Linked DNA regions of Mus musculus: all the other regions are linked to region 3. Evidence: chromatin loops called from intact Hi-C (ENCODE). Cell type or tissue: heart. All regions are shown on one strand. Each heading gives the region's core, and the rest is flanking DNA. Links, peaks and the distances in the headings are about the cores only.

Region 1 (6,179 bases), core at 1,180-6,179, 48 kb before region 3:
GCCATGTGTCTGATTCCTGGCTGAAACACGTGGCAGCTCTCGGCTTTGTAGATAAAGTTTTTTATACCATCTTTATTATCCAACATAAAACATAGAACATTCATTCATACAGACTGGACACGAACATACATGAATTGAACACGAGAACAGATTGGTGCACCGGACATTAGACAAGACACAAAAGGGAACAGAGTACTCCTGCTATAAGGCCCAGAGAGAAATTTCTCTCTGCTTTTTGGGACATTTTCCTCCCTTATGATGCATTTTTTATTAACTGGGGCAATCCGCCTATTCCTTTTAATAAACCCTTTCTTTTCTCACACCTCATGTAGCTTCAGAGAGCTACGGCCTACCGCCTATTACCCAGCTCCTCACTGCTGAACCTAAGTGAACCAGCGCTCGGGTTTAACGCTGTCTCAGCTTAGCCCATACCTTCTCCGGTATGAATTTCCTTTATCCTTTATTTTATGGAGCTCCGAACCAGCAGCGTCTCTTCCAAAAATCCTTTGCCGTTTCTCAGTCCCGCGTTGGTTCGCCAATTGTTGTGTCCGGCCAGCAGACCACAACCTGGGTTCTAGCCTGGAAAGGCATTTTGGAAACCTGGAAGAGAAGAGGGGCTAGGTGGCGAGAGAAAGGAATGTAGCCAAGACAGTTATTCTGATCAAGGCTCAAATTTTATTGTTGCGACACTAGTTATGAAGGAAGGGGGAGGGGACCCGATTCCCGCCGAATAATCTCGGGTCCAGTAGAAAGGTGCACGTGTGTGGCTCCGCAGGTTCCAGCAGTGGGCGTGGCAGAACGAATGAGCAAGAAGCTCCACCCCTGAGCAAGCAGGTTTCAGGCTGGGGGAGGGGAGACTACAAATATATATATAGTTCTAGAGAGTATATACTTACAGAAAGTTTCATAGGTAGAGTCCCATAGGGTATGCAGTTTCTCCAAGATCTGCATCTCATCTTTAGGTGGAAAGGGTAGCCGCTGTTCCTTATGTCACTTTTCTTTTTCTATTCTTTACATTCACCTCTCTCTCTCTCTCTCTCTCTCTCTCTCTCTCTCTCTCTGTGTGTGTGTGTGTGTGTGTGTAGGTCAGAGGACAACTTTTAAGAGCCAGTGCTCTCTTACCATCGGGTCCTGGGGATGGAATTCACATGGTAAGTCTCTGCAGTAAGCACTCTATCTGCTTAGCCATTTCCTTAGCCTCTCCCTCTCTCCCCCTCCCCTCCCCCCGTTCCCTCATTTTGGAATAGGGTCTCCCTACATAGCTCAGGATGACTTCAAACTCAAGATCCTCCTGCCTCAACTTCCCTAGTGTTTGGATTACAGGTGTGAGCTATCATACCCAGCTTCAAATTGCATTTCTTAGGAAAAGAAAATTCTTTTAAAACTTTGAGTAACAGCCTCAGTGTGGTGTTGGTGCACACCTATAATCCCAGCACTCGGGATGCAGAAGCAAGCAGATCTCTATGAGTTCGAGGCCAGCCTGTTCTACAGAGTGAGTTCTTGGACAGTCCAGGCTACACAGAGAAACCCTGTTTGAGAAGCAAGCAAGCAAACAAAATAATCCACAAAAATTTGAGTAGGAAGAATCTTAACTTTCCCACCAAGAACTTTCTTCCTCATCCAGACCTGAAGTCCAGGTCTCACTAGAGAGCATGAGAGAGCAAAGGAGAAGTCGCCAGTATTCTGAGGGCAGAACACATATGCAGTTCCTCTGGAACTTGCCAGGGGACTTGAGGCTGAGAGGTGATAGTGTGGTAACTGGCTGGACCATAGAATACAGGTTCTCTGTGGAAATGGATAGAATATTTTCCCATTGAGCAGGATTTAGTGCTGGCTAACATGCAACATTTTGTATGTGTACAAATGCTTGGCCTGCATGTATGGGACCTGCTGCCCCCCTTCCCCCCACTGCCATACCTTCCCGACTCTGAGGACTGTACGCTTAAATTGTGAGCCCCGACAAACCCTTCCTTAAGTTGCACTGGTCAGGTATTTGTTACAGCAACAAGTAAGGTGACAAATACATTGACTTTTCTCAGCCTCTAGGCCATCGCGGTTCCCTTGGCCCTAGTTCTGTTTCCTTCTAAATTGTTATTGACTGATAAAGCAGGTTCTGGTGTTAGCAACCCTACTGCATTCTGTCTATGTAACCTGGCTGGCTTTAAACTTATATTTATATAGCCAGCCAGGAAGTCCTTTATAGAGGTTTCCTGTATTGCAGCCCTCCCTCCTTTGTTTAGATTTACTGAGGTATAGTTTAGGTTTTTCAAAGTTGCCTGTGTGATGCATATTCATCTTGGTGTCCATGAAGGGCATCAGATCTCCTGGAACAAGGGCTATGGATGGTTGTAAGCCACCATGTGGGTGCTTGGAACCAAACCCAGGTTTGTCCCGTGCAAGAACAAATGCTCTCAACCAAGGAGCCATCTTGCCAGTTAATTGAGGTCTAGTTCAAATACAGTAAAAGTCATCTGTCTTAAGTATAGAGTTAAAATTCCTCAGCTTCAACTTTTTTTGTTAGCTTGAAGCGGGCCCTTGCTATTTCTAGTGACTGTCACAGTGTGACTTTTGAGTCATCACGTTTCGTCTGTTTATTTGCTTCCTTTAGTGTGTGCGCATCTAGGTATGCATGCTTGCATGTATGTATATTAAAAACTAAACACACAAAATACCTTGGAAAAAATATATGTATATTCTCGTGTTTGCCGCTAGTGAGAGTCTCTTTTGTCCTCGCCGGCAGACACTTGGAGCCGGAAGCGGAGGGTCAGACGGCAAGGTCAGAGGGCACACACTCCTAAGGCAAGAGGAACCTCGGTGACCTCTTCCAGAGACTGCACGCACCTTGGCTGGGTGCGCAGGCGCACGGAAGCCACGGGCGCGGTGGGCGGCGGCGAGAGGCGATTGGCTGAATGCCGAGGCTCCGCCTTTCGGCGCGTCAGCTACCGGGTCGGCGGGTTAGTCTGCAGGTTCGGGTCGTTCTGGCGTCGTTGAATCCGGTGTGGTGCCAGGGCCTTGTGCGGCTCTCACGCTCGCCGGGAACTGAGCATTGCTGTCTGTGAGTCCGAGGGCGCGGGAGACCGAGGGCGGGGCGAGTGCAACTCCGGCCGCGGGATCGCCGGGCTGGCCCGAATGCCCGGCCTGCTTCTCAGCCACGGGGAGCCGGCCTGGGAGGCGACGATTTGAAGGGACCCGAGTCTGGGGACTTGAAAGGGACCCGAGTCTCGGCCCGACTGCAAGGCAAAGCTGGGCGAGCTGAGACGAGGGGCTGCGCCATTGGTGAGGTCGGTTTTGGCGCGCTCTGGTGTTCGCTCTTCCTATTGGCTGGCGCGCGCCGCGTTGGGCGGGGCCGGCGCGCCCGGGGAAGTTTGCTGCCTCGGAGTCCGGGCTGATTGCACGGCTAGGGGTTGAACTGGGTGTAGATCCCTCCCGCCTGCTCACCAACTGCAGCAAACGCTACTCCTGGGACAAGGGCATTGAGTCCTGCGTCTGCTCTCCCAGTGGTGCCGCTGTAGGTGATAGTAGGTTCTCCGACACTGTCTCTGTGCTCACGACTCACTAATGATAGCGGGATCTTGGCCCACTGCCTTCGTTATCCAAGTCTGGGCCTGGTGTCAGTGCTCAGTCTCCTGCACCCAGGAGGTTGAGGCAGGAGGTACAGGAGTTCAAGGTCAGCTTTGCCCACTTAGCCATTTAAAAAGAAAAGAGAAATACATCAAAGCCCCTGCGAATAGGTTTCCGATCGGGTTTTTTGTTTGTTTGTTTGTTTGTTTGTTTGTTTTTCCGAGACAGAGGGTTTCTCTGTGTAGCCCTGGCCTGGAACTCACTCTGTAAACCAGGCTGGCCTTGAACTCATGAATCCGCCTGCCTCTGCCTCCCAAGTGCTAGGATTAAAGGCGTGTGCCACCGCTGCCCAATTTTTGTTTTGTTTTGTTTTGTTTTGTTTTTGGCGATCGGGTTTTATTAACTTGAAATAGAATAGGAAATAACAGAACACCACTCTGGCTGGGCTATAAGTTGTTTATATTTGCATACATGGGTGAGTGCCAGGGCACAATGTAAATTTTTAATTACATGTAAGTAAGAGGTGGGGGGTACAGTTTACCGTTCCCCCTAGCCTCCTTTTAAATTCAGCTTGGTCTTGTGTTTGCTACGTAGCTGACTATAACCTTGAATTCTGGTTCTCTGCCCAGCTGCTGGTATTATGGACTTGTGTCTGGTTATGCAGTACCAGGAACTGAGCTGAGCCTTTGTGCATGCTTGTTATGCACAGTACTCACTGAGCTCGACATCTTGGTTGGAGCCAAAAGATCTTGGGTTTTGTTTTTGTTTTTGAGACAGGCTCTTGGCTGCGTAGCCTAGGCTCCCATAGGCTCCTATCTCCACCGTGTTCCAGGATTGCAGTCATGTGCATGATGCTGTTCTTTAGGGTGAATGGGCCCAAGTGTCTGTTTGGCTTTTCCCAGTGCCCTTTTCTCAGGTCTTTTTGAGATCTCTGTAGTTTGTACAGGACACTGTGCCATTGTTACAGATAGTGGTTCTACCATAAAGTAGTAAGATTTTTGTGGTATAAATAATTTTCTAAAAAAAAAATCTAGATTCCACATTCAGATATAAATACTGAAATCACCTTTTCTTCTTGTGCTTTGCCAGCTGAAAAATGAATCTCAGTATGAAGCAGAAGCAGGAGGGAGCCCAAGAGAATGTGAAGGTATGTAATGGAGCCACTTCAGTGTGCTTGAATTTGTTTTAATTAAGAGGTGAAGTTTTGTTGTGTTGCCCAGGCTGGCCCCAAACCCCGGGGGCTGAGATTTCCTCCAGTGCCAGAGTGAACGGAGTATACGCTTGTATATAGTTTTAGGAAGAGGGTTAAGATTTAAATATGAGTGAAACTTGGAGTCTAGAAGTCTGCTCTTCTGTGCACTGTGTGTTTAGAGAAAAGGATATAGTAGTATACATTCCGTGGGCTATCGTTCAGAAAGCTTACATCTATGAAGTGGAAGTCGTGGAAGTGTTGTGTGTGAACGTGAGCATGACAGCAGGTGGGTTGGCTTCTTTGACCATGATCAACATCAAGCACTTAGTTGTATTTTCTTCTGTTTGGAGACTTGATTAATCTGGCACCTACATTGTATCTGAGATGTCGTGATAATATTTGTTCTCGTGGTGGCTGGCATTGGTCCCTCCGTTGCACAGCGAGATAAGCAACACTAGAGGCTACCGTGGGAAAGGTGGACGCAGCCGTGTGAAGCACAGTAACTTTCTCACGCAGGTGTGGTGTCATGTTCTTGCTAACCTTGCTTGAGTGTTTACCATTGTTTGCTGTCCCATGGTGGCAGTATAACTAATGATTTTCTTTCCCAAATAAAACTTTCAAATCGGGAACACTACAGGGGCTATTTGCATATCATAAAGAAGGCAACTTTTTGTTTTTAAAATAATAGCTTGGGCATTTTAGAAGGCTTTTGTTGTTTGTTTTTGGAAGGGCTTGTTTTGAGGCAAGGTCTTACTAGTAGCCGTGGCTATCCTGAAATTCATAGAAATTCTCCTATCTCTGCCTTCCAAGTGGCAGGATTAAAGGTTTATGCCACCAAGTCTGGCTTGTTTTTGTTATTGGTGTTTATTTTTTGATATAGGTTCTCAGTAAGTGGCCCTGGTTACTGTGCCACTCACTGTGATGTAGACATCTGGCTGGCCTTGAACTCAAGAGAGCTTCTCCTGCCTGCCTCCCAACCTACCCAGTGCTGGGATTACAGGTTTGTGCTACCAGCCTGGACCAGAGTATTTAATTTGCCTAAAGCACTGACATTCTATCAATGTCCTAATGAATGGACTTGTAGCAAAACTGCTTCTACTGTCAGGGGATAGCTGAGGGGCTACCATTATCCACACATGCATTTGTTCCCACTTACAATTCCACCTACAATGTATTGCTAAAAGTTACATTCCTTGTGTCAGGCACGGTGACACACCCGTTAGTCCCAGCAAGAAGGTATAAGCAGGTGGATCTCTGTGAGTTTAAGGCCAGCCTGATCTACATAGTAAGTTCTAGGATAGCCACAGCTACACAGAGAAACCCGGTCTCAGAAAAACCAAAACAACAACAAACCCACCATGAGCAGAAACAAACAGGATGAGAGTTTATTTCAGGTTCTAGCTCTTGAGTCACTGTCTGACCCTTG
Region 2 (6,284 bases), core at 888-5,887, 63 kb before region 3:
CAGGAGGCTGAGCTAGGAGTGCTTCCTCAAGTTCAAGGTCAGCCTGAGCTACGTAGTGAGTACAAAGCCACCTAGACAATTAAGGCATACACATATAATACCAGAATTTGGGTGGTAGGGACAGGAGAGTCAGGAGTTCAAGGTCATTCAAGGCTATGTGGGACTCCATCACAAACACAAAAACAACAAAAGAAATGTGTCTTTCTGTGAGAGAGACTGGGACCTGCACATCCTGTCACTTTTTGGTTTATGCAGATAAGTTGTGACATTTTTCATACCAAGATCTTCTCACAAAGATTATATTAAACATAGGCATAATTTGAGCCAAGAGAGACAACGCTTTGGCTTCTTTTTTTTTAATACATATCATCATTTAATTCATGTATGTGTGTGTGTGTCCATCCATGTGTGTGGTGCCTGAGGAGTCCAGAAGACAGAATTGGATCTCTTGGAGCTGGAGTCACATGTGCCTATGAGCTATGCTTCTGGGTGCTGGGAATCAAACTCCTGTCCTCCAGAAGAGCAGTAAACACTCTCAATTGCTAACGCACCTCTCCAGTCCACCGGGCCTCTTGGATGATAAAATTCAAACCACAGACCTGTGTTTCAGAGCAGGTGCCCTGGACAGAGGCGGAAATGAGAAGATCTGACATTTAAAAGCTCAGCCCCCTAAGCCAACATCAGTTGAAGGGCATCCGGGGAGTCAGGCACATCTCACAGGAAAACCAGGGCCAGCAAGGAAACCACGGGGAACAGAGGAGCCCCAGACTCTTCTCTGCTCATTTTACAGATATGTAAAAGTAACTCATTCGCCTGATGTAATTGTGGTCTTTGTGGCTTACAACCTCTCTCTGGAAACCTAGGTCTATTAGAAGCCTCTTAGCCTCTGTACAATCTAATCTAGGCCTAGAATGTTTTCTGCCTCTGAGATTTGGTGCTGAAGAACTTTGTAGTTCATAGTTTGTTCTGAGCTCTGGCTGGATGACGCAACGCAGCTGTTCTGGCTCAAATGCCTCTCCAATCTGACTGATTCAGTCTGGCTTCTCTGGGCCTTTCATTGAATTGTCCTGCTTGGCCTCAAACTAACTCTAGCAACTTATTCTAATCTTTTGGCTCCCAATTCTCTGGCTCACTCTATGTTTACTTGTGTCTAGCTTGTTCTCTCTTTAACCTGTGTAAAACTCTCCTGGCAAAACTCCCTCCTTCCGTCTCTGCACTGTCCCTCAGGTAGTTTCCCTGTCCTCTGTTCTCCTGAGAGTTGGGTGTATCCTTTCTCTGATTCATCTCTTTGTCTGCCACTCAATTAGACATCACTTTCAAACATGGCTGCTTTCTTCTACACACTAATGTTACCTTCATTGTTTTGAATTAAAGGTGTGTACTAAGAGTGTGTCTGTATTCCAATCAGATGGATTAAAGGTGTCTGGTGTGCTAAGGACTGAGCCACACCACAACCAGAAAGAGATTTTTGCAGTAAATAATACAATCTTAGGGTTCACAGTGTGATCAAATATCCTGCAACACAGGTCTGTTAACTTAGGGCTGTGGCACTACAACAAGAATAATGCCAACACTGGGAGGGTGGGTAAGAAGAGAGGCCAAGGCCAGCCTGGGCTCACAGTGAGACTTCATCTCAAAAACCACACAAAAACGGCTTTGGGCTTGTCATCCCAGCATGCAGAAGACTGCAGCAGGAGGAGTTGGAGGCCAGCCTGAGCTCTTACAATCCTCCTGACTCAGCTTTCTGAGTGTTGGGAGTACAGATGGAGGGTGTGACTGGTTTTCCTATTTTTAAAGATTTATTTTTAATCATGCATATGTGCATGTGTGTATATGCACATGAATTCAGGTCCCCTCAGAGGCTCAGATCCACTTGAACTTCAGCTACATGCGGTTGTGAGCTACCCAGTGTGGGTGCTGGGAATTAAAGCTAGGTTGTCTGCTAGAGTGGTGTATGCTCTTAGTCCCTGAGCCGTCTCCAGACCTATGTTTGTTTGTTTCTCTGCTTTTTGAGACAGGGTCTTTCTATGTGGCTCCGGCTATGCTGGATCTCACTATGTAGAGCAGGCTGACTCTAACTCCCCTGCCTCTACTCCCCAGACACTGAGATCAACGGCATGTGTCACTCATGCCCAACTCCTAATTTTCTCTTCTTTTCTAATAAAGATTTTATTTATTTTATATATGTGAGTACACCGTAGCTGTCTTCAGACACTCCAGAAGAGGGCATTGGATCCCATTACAGACAGGCATTACAGATGGCTGTGAGACACCATGTGTTTGCTGGGAACTGAACTCAGGACCTCTGGAAGAGCAGTCAGTGCTCTTAACCACTGAGCCATCTCTCCAGCTCCCCACCCCCCTTAATTTTCTTTCTTTCTTTCTTTCTTTTCAGGCAGGGTTTCTCTGTGTAGCCCTGGCTGTCCTGGAACTCACTCTGTAGACCAGGCTGGCCTCGAACTCAGAAATCTGCCTGCCTCTGCCTCCCAAGTGCTGGGATTAAAGGCGTGCGCCACCACGCCTAGCTCTCTGAAAGTCTTCTTAAACCTGGAGTCATTCTCTCTGGTCCCCATTTGCATCTTTTAAAACTATGTTGATATTTTGTTCATTTTCATTTTGGAGAGAAAATGGAAATGAAGTCATTGACAAACTTGTGCACGAACACTTAAATCATTCCCACCTGAACTTGGCTGGATGCTCAGGAGAGCGATGAGAGCCCCAGCACTACAGTGGCCGGGCTGGTGGTTTGGGAGTTTGTTTGAGGTCAACTTGGGGACCTATCTCAAAAGAGAGAGCCGGGTGGTGGTGGTGCATGCCTTTAATCCCAGCACTTGGGAGGCAGAGGCAGGCAGATTTCTGAGTTCGAGGCCAGCCTGGTCTACAGAGCGAGTTCCAGGACAGCCAGGGTTACACAGAGAAACCCTGTCTCAAAAAACAAAAGAAAACAAAAAAATGGGGTGGGTGGGATCTGAACCCTGGGAACAGTCACATCTCTGGTAAATGATCTATCTGTTGCCTCTCAGCTACAAAGTCCTAATATGGCATGGTCTTTTAAAAAATATTTATTTATTTTATGTATATGAATGAGTACACTGTTGCTGTCTTCAGACACACCAGAAGAGGGCATGGGATCCCATTACAGATGGCTGTGAGACACCATGTGTTTGCTGGGAACTGAACTCAGGACCTCTGGAAGAGCAGTCAGTGCTCTTAACCACTAAGCCATCTCTCCAGCCCTTGGCCTGGTCTTTTAAAAAATGATCTGGTCAGGACTTACTGCCAAGTCTCTCACTACCTGAGTTTGACTCCTGACACCACCCAGTAGAAGGAAAGTACAGACTCCTATGGGTTGTCCTCTGACCCTCCCCCTCGAACACAGAAGCAAATAAATTTACACACACACACACACACACACACACACACACACACACACACACACACACACACACACACACACACACGAGCGTGCTAATACATTTAAAAAAAGGAAAATGGCTTAGTACTCTTTTTTTTCCTTTGCTGCTAGTGCTGCATTTTACCAGTAGAGGGCGCAGGTGAGACACTACAGGAGCAGATGGCCTTGGCTTCCTGATTCTGCTCAACTTGGGAAATGCACTAGGCTTCACAGTTGAGACAGGTGACAGACATTTGCTTCTCCCTGGGCTTGGGGTAGGTGGTGATGCTTACCTGCAGTGGTGGCACTCAGGGAGCTGAGTAGGAAGATCGTAGGGACACGCAAGCACCAGTGGGCTGGCAATGCAGCTCACGGGCCTGGAGTTCTAGCAACACACCCATCACCAAATCTGTTAAAATCACCATCAGTGGTCATGATGGCTCCTTAAGTTCTTCCTGTACACATTCCTCATGTTCATGTTTGGGGGGCAAAGCAACTTGATCCCCTAATTGACAGCTACTGATGACTCTCTTGCTGTAGCACCAAGACAGTCCCCCCAAACAGCCAGCGCTCTTCTACCAGGACAAGCTGTCTCAAACACTCTACTGAAGTCTGGAGGCCGCAGCATGACAATCTTCACAGCCCATAACAGCCTTGGCACCTCAATCTATTTTGGTTTGTGTTTTTGAGACAGGGTCTTTCTACATAGGCCTGGCTGTCCTACAAGTATGTAGACAAGGCTGGCCTGGAAGTATGTAGACCAGGCTGGCCTGGAACTCACAGGGATCCATCTGACTCTGCCTCCTTCGTGCCGAGATCAAAGGTGTGCATTAACACGCTTGGGTATGTAGGTCATTTTTGGTTTTGTTGTTTTGAGGCAGGCTTTTCCCTGTAGGCTAGGTTTGTTTGTAGTTCACCATGTAGCCAGTGCTGGCCTTAAATCTATAATGATTCTCCTGTCTCTGTCTCTTGAGTTCTGGGATTACAGGCATGAGCTGCCCTGTCTGACTTGTTTCTGAGATCAGGTCTGGCCTGAAACTTTTTAATGTGCACAAGCAGGACTTGAACTTGCAGGGTTCTCCAGCTTCAGATCCTGGCCTAACAGCTTTTAATGCGGGCCAGTGTTGAGGGCTAAGACTCTCCAGACATGAGGCTAACTAGAAGCTATTAATGCCAGCCACCACCAAGAGCTTCCTAGGTCTGCAGTGCCTGTAGGGTTAAGGCTGTGGATACTGAGATCTGTGCAGGAACTCCAGCTTTATAGGACATCGCTTGCTGCGGCCTTAACCTGCTTACTGCAGCAGCTCAACTGCTGCTAAGCATGTAGGGAAACACGCTGCTGGAGCTGGGAACTGAGAACTTCTTGTCCACTCAGGACTTCTGTCCTGCTAGAGCACAAGGATTATAACCTAACATGACTAATATATTGTCTTAGTCAGGGTTTCTATTCCTGCACAAACATGACCAAAAAGCAAGTTGGGGAGGAAAGGGTTTATTCGGCTTACACTTCCATACTGCTGTTCATCACCAAGGAAGTCAGGACTGGAACTCAAGCAGGTCAGGAAGCAGGAGCTGATGCAGAGGCCATGGAGGGATGTTCTTTACTGGCTTGCCTCCCCTGGCTTGCTCAGCCTGCTCTCTTATAGAACCAAGACTACCAGCCCAGAGATGGTCCCACCCACAAGGGGCCTTTCCCCACTTGATCACTAATTGAGAAAATGCCTTACAGTTGTAGCTCATGGAGGCATTTCCTCAACTGAAGCTCCTTTCTCTGTGATAAGTCCAGCTGTGTCAAGTTGACACAAAACTAGCCAGTACAATTGACCCCTTGTCAACTTGACACACAAACACATCACTAGTAAGCCTCAACCCTTAATTTCTTATTCATCCCGAAGATCTAAACAACTTTAGAAGTCCCACAGTCTTTACATATTAAAAGTCAATCCCTTTAAAATGTCCAATATCTTCTAAAATCCAAAGTCTTTTTACAATTAAAAATCTCTTAACTGTGGGCTCCACTAAAATAGTTTCTTCCTTCAAGAGGGAAAGTATCAGAGCACAGTCACAATCAAAAGCAAAAGTCAATCTCTAACCATCCAATGTCTGGGATCCAACTCACAATCTTCTGGGCTCCTCCAAGGGCTTGGGTCACTTCTCCAGCCATGCCCTTTGTAGCACACACGTCGTCCTCTAGGCTCCAGATGCCTGTACTCCACTGCTGCTGCTGCTCTTGGTGGTCATCTCATGGTACTGGCATCTCCAAAACACTGCATGACTCCTTCAGTCCTGGGCTGTCAATTGCAACTGAGGCTGCACCTTCACCAATGCCTTCCATGGCCTCTCACAGTGCCAAGCCTCAGCTGCTCTGCGTGACCCCTTCATGCCTTCAAAACCAATACCACCTGGGTGACTCTTACACATTACCAAGTCCCGCTGCAGCAGGAATACAATCTTGGCTATCTCTGGAACACAGCCTCTTTGTGCTTTCAGAAAACACTTCCCAGAAGATGTCACCTCAACGATGCTGGTCTCTTCTTAATCACCGTTAATTTCTTAGCTCCAGCTAACCAGCATCAATAGTCCCAGTAATGCAAAAGTTTCGCTTTAGTAGTTCTGGTAGCTTGTTAGTCACAGCTCATTCTTCAGCCCCAGCTAATCAGAACCACAGAATCTTCACAATCAAAACAGCAATGGCCATGAAAAGAGTCTTTAATTTTCCCTCTGAAATTTCACAAGCCAGACCTCCATCTTCTGCACTGTTCTCAACATTATCTTCCAAGCTCCTATACAACATCTGACAGAGCTCTTAATGACAAATGGATCTTCTAGCCCAAAGTTCCAAAGTCCTTCCACAGTCCTCCCCAAATCATGGTCAGGTTGTCACAGGAAT
Region 3 (6,284 bases), core at 651-5,650:
ATAACCCAAGCTTTATCTCCGTCATAAGCTAGCTTTTCCTGCTCTTGAACTTTTGTGTCAACAGAATGTACAGCATGCGCTTCCTATGTCTGGTTTATTTTACTCAACACAGTCTCTGTGGAGTCGCCCTTTGCCCATGGCATTTTAGTTGTCACCAGATTCTGTCTGTTGTGTCTCGGGCTGTGAATCTTCTTATGCGTGTCTTACACAGACAGGCGTACATTCTCTTTGTGTATTTACGAGTAGAATTGCTGGCTCACGTTGTAGGCATAGACTAGGATTCCATTCTTCGAAAGTCACTGTACCGTCTGACATCCTCTCATTGGAGGTACGTTCAGGAAAAAGCCCTCTGTACCCCTGAGTTCGCACATCTATGAATCTAAGCAACTGCAGGCCAAGAACCCAAGGGAAAGCACATCTATACTGAACATGTAAATGCTGCCACTCCCCAGGCAATGTAATGCAGCAACCATTTATTTGGTGTTTGCCTAGCCAAGCCTTGTAAGTGGTCTGGGGTATGGAGGAGGAAGTGTGGAGCTTGTATACAAACCCATGCTTGGTGTAAGCAAAGGATGTAAGAGAGCAAACACAGACTCAGCCATGCATGGCAGGCTCCGGCACTGTTCACCCACAGACACCGAGGGACAACTGTACAAACAATACAGACACGAAGTACTTGTGGACTGACTGGGAAACTTCTCTCATGGGCTCAGATGTTATCTAGTCCTCAGCCAGTGGTCCTGTTTGGGAGGCTGTGGACACATCGGAACTCGGGGGTTAACTGGCTGACACAGGCCATGGGGTGAGCAGTTGGGGTTAACACTTGGCTCACTTCTGTTTTCTGGGTGCTATCTCTGATGTGACCAGCCACATGCTCCCAGCATCTTGCACCAACCTGCTTCAGCTGCCATGCCTTCCCTGACAGGATGGGCAGTACCTCCTGAGATGTGAGCCAAAGTCTACCCCTCCTTTAGAAGCCGTTTCTGTCAGGCAGTTTGCCACAGCCGAGTGGGAGGTGGGGGATGATGGATACAGTACTTTAAAAGACACCACCGCTGCTATTCTCCATGCTCAGCATCTTTTTTGTAGTCAAGCTGGCTATCCCATCTTTCCCCTGGAGAGCGTGTAATTCTCTTTTGAGGCTGGCCTCATCCCCCCTGGGCTGCGGGAGGACAGCCTCTCACAACGGTCTGTACCTGGCTCTGCCAGTCCTGGATAGTCTTTGTTGATGCTTCTGGCGAAGCTGGCCTCCAGCTGCTTGATGAGGCGGGCAGCGGAGCTGTGGTAGACCCCGCTGGGGCTGCAGCATTTGGTCCAGAAGGCCAGCAAGGAGAGCTTTTTGTGAAATTCTGGTATGGCTGGAAGAGAAGAGGGATGTTAATGAAGAGAGGATGATGGCAACCTGGGTCTGGTGGTAAGCTGTCCCAGGGACATTAGAGCCTGTCTTTTGTGTTTTTAAAAACCTTTATTTTGTTTTATTTTTAACAATATTTTCATTCATTCATTCATTATCTAAGACTAGGTCTCATGTAACCCAGTTTATCCTCAAACAAAGGGATAACCTTGAATTCCCAATCTTCTTGTCTATCCCCTCCGCCCCCCCCAGGCAAATTTCCCTTCTTTCCTTTTTCTTTCATCGTGTGTGTGTGTGTGTGTGTGTGTGTGTTACTGGGGATTGATCCTAGGATCTCAGGAATGCACTACCACTGAGTTACATCTCTAACCTTTTTACTAATGATTTTGAAATATGTCTTGCCCAGGGTAACCTTGATCTCACTCTATAGCACAGGCTGACCTTGAAGTGGTCTCAGTGTCCTGAGTAGATGAGATTAGATATGCCCCCACAGGCACTAGGACTGTGCTTTTCTACTGGAACTACTACAGTCTTTGTGGATTGGTAGGCGGTCCAGAGAAAAACCCCTCCTCCCTGGAGCAAAGAGACCTCAGTGACTACTCAGCTGTTTGTTCTCAAAGACAAGGCACAGCTGCTCAGCCTTGGGGAGGCCACACTAAACTCCTGTGACTTTATAGCAAAAACGCCATACAGAATAAGCCCTCGGAGGGGCCGGAACACGGCAGGGTTTGCTGGAAGAGCCTTTCCTCTGCCCCAGGCTCCCAGGTCAGTCCAAGCAGACAGCACGGGCAGGTGGCACATGCTCACAATCACACTTGTGGGTGCCTGTGATCAGGACGAGGCTGTAGTAGAGCACGAGACACAACTCATTTGCAGCCCGAATGTCTGCCATTTCTCCCACCATTTAGTTACCTGCCAAAGTCACTGCTCTTAGCAGGAATAGAAAAGAGAGGCAGAAATGCATCGGGAGAACTTCAGGGTGGGTTCAGGCTCAGTTACAGATTTCCCAGAAGTCTCTGTTTCCATTCATATCTGATGTGAAAAAGGACAAACCCTTGCCTTTATGAAAGAGTCCAGTGGCCAGATCACAAAAAGTCAAGGGTATCTACTCCATGGCATGTTCTGCTGTGAAGCTGAAGAATGGCTCAATTGGTAAAATGCTTGCCTTGAAAGCACAAGGACCCGGGTTTGAACACCGGGACCCACAGTTAAAAAGCTGGTTACATAGTGCTTGTAACCTCAGTGCTAGGGAGGGGTGAGAGAGAAACAAGAGGATCCTGGGCTTGCTGGCTAGCTAGCCTAGTGAGCTTCAGGCTAGTGAGAGATCCTGTTTCAAAAACCAAGGTAGATGGCTACTAAGGAATGAGGTCTGATCTTCGCACACATTGAACCGTCCCCCAAAGTTCTGCACCAGACACAAGCTCGGAGCCAGACTGAGGCTGGAGTATACTCAGCTGCCTCGCCACTGAGTTCCAGTGAGCATGCGTGGTCGGGCGTGCTTCGGTTCCAGGGATGGCCTGCAGGTGGCGGGCTTACCTTCCACCACAGAGGTGATGTTCCCGAGGTTCTCGTCACTCACGGCTGCCAGCTTCTGCATCACAAGGACCTGCCTCGACAGCTTCTCCAAGAGACTTCTTGCCACAAAGGGGGTTTTGCTAGAGAAGACGATTTGCTGACAAGACAAATAAAAGCCCTTTTAATGATGACAAGGGCAGTGACCTTCCCCTCCGGATCCTTCCCGAAGAGGTTGCAGAGGCAGAGCTCTGCTGCACTTTTAGTCCCAGTTTGTCAGTGTTCCTCAGGTCAGAAAAATCACACCTGGTTTTGTTACTTTCAAGCTTTTTACATATTCTGGAGATTTCTCACTGGCAGAGCTTCAATTTATTGTGAATTTTCCATTTTCTTCTCTCTCTTCTCCCCCGCCTCTCTTTTTCTTTCAGACAGGGTCTACCATGTGCTTCAGACTGGCCTGAAACTATGTAGCTCACTCTGCCCTCAAACTCATAATCCCCCTGCCTTAGCTTCCCAAATACGTGCTATAAACTCCACCCTCAGCCCTGCCCTTCGTTCTATGTAAAGTTCCGTCTCCTTGAAGATAGCAGAGGGCATTTAGGCTGTGACCTGGGGGACGAGCAGTATAGGATTTGTTTTTATGAGTGCTTGGGTTTTTCACTGCGTGGTTTAATTTCCCTGTTTCCAAGCTGAAAGTTAAGAGGATATCATCATATGGTCATTCTTGTGGTTAGAGCTATCCCAGTGTAATCCAAGAGTGCTGCCGGTATTCCTGGTGCCGTTCTGAGCCCTATACGAGTGCTAGTTCACACATGTCTCATGGTGACCTGATGAAGTGAGTCCTATTTTGTTGACAGAAAACACTTTGTGACTGAGGCACACCCAGGGTAAGTAACTGGCCCAGTGCCACAGAAACAGAGATTGGCTTCACTTGTGTTGGGGGGGGGTGGGGGGGCAGGAAAAGGAGCTCTGAGACAGGAAAGGACCTAAGCAACTCGTTGCTCCAAGGCTCTGCTCCTTCTGTGACCCTTGGAAACCTGCCCAGGTTACCTGGTAGGCAGGGATGGCAGGCATGACCCCTGGGTGATAATGACACTGCCATGCCACACTGTCTAGATCACTCGAACCCTAAAGATAAATGGAATTCTCAAACTCCAGAGTCTAACAAGTACCCAAGTGTGGTGGTGTATGCCCGTAGTCCCAAAACTCGGCAAGTAGAGGCAGGAAGGTCAGGTCAAGGTCAGCCTCAGCTACACAGCTAAGTTCTAAACCAGCTTGGGCTACAAAATAAAAGTCAAAACAAAATGAAAGTATCAGTTACACACCGATGTCTTTCCTGCCAGCAGGCACAGTGGACACAAACCTTGTTTCTAAAGTAGAAGTACAGTGAGCTCACAGAATGCCGGTTATTTATTTATTTTTTTAACTTCCTGCAATTATATATACCAAGTGGTAGGAAACACTAGGATTGTAGGGTGATAACAAGTGGGAAGTGGGGATTGTAATTCTCACTCCTTCAGCTTATATCTTTTTCTCCATAAGATTACCCATAGTGCCAGGCTTGGTGGCGCACACCTTTAATCCCAGCACTCGGGAGGCAGAGGCAGGTGGATTTCTGAGTTTGAGGCCTGCTTGGTCTACAGAGTGAGTTCCAGGACAGCCAGGGCTACACAGAGAAACCCTGTCTCAAAAAACCAAAAAAAAAAAAAAAAAAGGGAAGATTACCTATAAAATTGTTTTTTCCTAGGACAGATCTGCTCCACAAGAGAGTTGGACTGTCCCTCATGGCCCTGCTAGAGGAGCAGCATCCTGACTGACTGACTTCCCCGCTCCATGGAAGACACCTCTCATAGGTCTTACAAGAAAGCTATTTGCCTCTCAGAGGCTGGCGGTTTGCCTAGCACATTATCAGAGTCAGAGAAGATAATTAGAGACCTAAAAGGGTCTTACTCAGGTGACGGTAAGCAGTGAATAGCTGGAAGGAAACAAAAATCCTTTCTTTCTTGGCTTGATACAGCATCTACTTCTGTAGCCCAGGCTGGCCTCTCAGACGTGTAGTAGCGATCCTCTTATCTCAGCCTTGCCAGTACTGGGACTGTAGGCATGAGCACCACATCTGGGTCCATTCGCTCAGCAGGGAAAACTGCCTGCGAGAGGCTGCTCGAGGATGCTCTGGCTATAGCAGAAATACTCAACAGCTCTGCACATAGACAGGGCTCAGGTCTGGCCAGAGGCAAGGATTTTGACAGCCAGCCCATTTCCCACAGCACCTCCATGCCTCCGTTTTCCCATCAGGTGCTTCCTTCCTTTGAGGCAATGTCTTGCTATGTAGCCCAGGTTTTGTCTTGAACTCTGGATCCTCCTATGTCTATCTGCCCAGTCCTGGGATTATATGTGTGTTCCACTATGCTCAGAAAGCTATTTGTTTGCTAGAGAAAGTCATCTTCTTCTATGTTTTCTATAACTGTGTGCCTAGTGCTGTCCAGCCCCTGGGAAGCCCAGCCCCGGGCCCTCCCTCTGTTCTCTCCCTGCCTCCTGGGTTTTGGCTGGCACAGGGTCACCCTTCCTCTTCTCACCGCAGCCTGTCTCAGGGGCCGATTTCTGTAAAGCTGCGGTTACAACAATTGCTTGTGTGTTCCTTCCTGCTTCACGTACACCCAAGCCATCTGGGAACAGATCACAGCAGGGAGAATACAAGCAGCCAGGCAAGGAGGAAGCCCTTAAGTCCAGGCCTCTGGGAAAGTGCCCCATTCGGGACAGCTGAGAGCCCGTGAAAGGCCTTCCATGCTTTTGCTTCTGGGGCTGTAACACCTCAGGTGGTAAACAGATTTACCCATGGTGTTCCAGTGAGAGCACTGAGTGGTGAGGGGATAGATAACCTGGAGGAATGATCCTTCCCGTTGCTCTTTAAAATTACTACTCCAAGCCGGCCTGCAACCCTGGCTCTTGGGAGGTAGCAGCAGGAGGGTCAAGAGTTCAAGACTAGCCTCAGCTATACAGTGGGTTCGAGAGACAGCTTGGCTTGCATAAGACCCTGTTTTAAACAGAAGAAACTTTCTCATTTACCATTTGGGGAGCCATAATCTGCTTCTGTAGTACATTGCTGTTAGCCCAACATGTGGTGGGCTGTGAACTAGACATTCCATAATATCTATCTAGTTAACACTGTTCTCCAGCTCTGCCTATGGACGGCACCTTCGTCTTCTTCTGTTGAATCCCTCTCCTTTACTGCCTGGTGCTTTGGATGTGAGCACTGGCCATACTCTGCCCGGTAACCACTATAGACTGCAGATCTAGGTTTAACGTGAAGTTGAAAACCCAGGCTTAAGAAAGGGTTAGATGTGTCCATCAAGGTTTTGACTTGGTTCAAATCAAAACAGCCGCATGCTCTTACTTCTGAACTCTCATTTCCTTGGCA

Evidence for each region. A loop is a pair of places that touch in the nucleus more often than their neighbours do. Peaks named below come from ENCODE experiments on the same cell type or tissue, not always from the same donor. Only the 100,000 strongest peaks of a DNase experiment are listed, where the experiment ranks them.
Region 1: a loop joins it to region 3, with 2.1 times the contacts of the local background. A loop is called at or near these places in 4 of 42 quality-filtered maps.
Region 2: it touches region 3 in a loop (2.1-fold over the local background); 4 of 42 quality-filtered maps call a loop at or near these places.

The regions. Positions count from the first base shown.
Region 1 is chr13:24,758,689-24,764,867 of GRCm38, reverse strand. Gmnn (geminin) reads left to right here and starts at 2,931. Exons shown (of 7, transcript NM_020567.2): 1 at 2,931-3,055; 2 at 4,651-4,708. The coding sequence starts at 4,658. In heart, for the core only: no CTCF peak of the experiment used is centred there; DNase peaks (open chromatin) are centred at 2,907 and 3,137; H3K4me3 peaks cover 2,502 bases; H3K27ac peaks cover 2,236 bases.
Region 2 is chr13:24,773,648-24,779,931 of GRCm38, reverse strand. No RefSeq gene overlaps it. Among named protein-coding and RNA genes, the nearest start is that of Gmnn, 15 kb to the right of the region's middle. In heart, for the core only: a CTCF peak has its summit at 3,554 (motif pointing right); a DNase peak (open chromatin) is centred at 3,631.
Region 3 is chr13:24,710,364-24,716,647 of GRCm38, reverse strand. It overlaps Ripor2 (RHO family interacting cell polarization regulator 2), which reads right to left. Exons shown (of 23, transcript NM_029679.2): 17 at 2,891-3,026; 18 at 1,197-1,358. Among named protein-coding and RNA genes, the nearest start is that of Armh2, 28 kb to the left of the region's middle. In heart, for the core only: no CTCF peak of the experiment used is centred there; DNase peaks (open chromatin) are centred at 2,867, 3,867 and 5,517; H3K4me3 peaks cover 653 bases; H3K27me3 peaks cover 723 bases.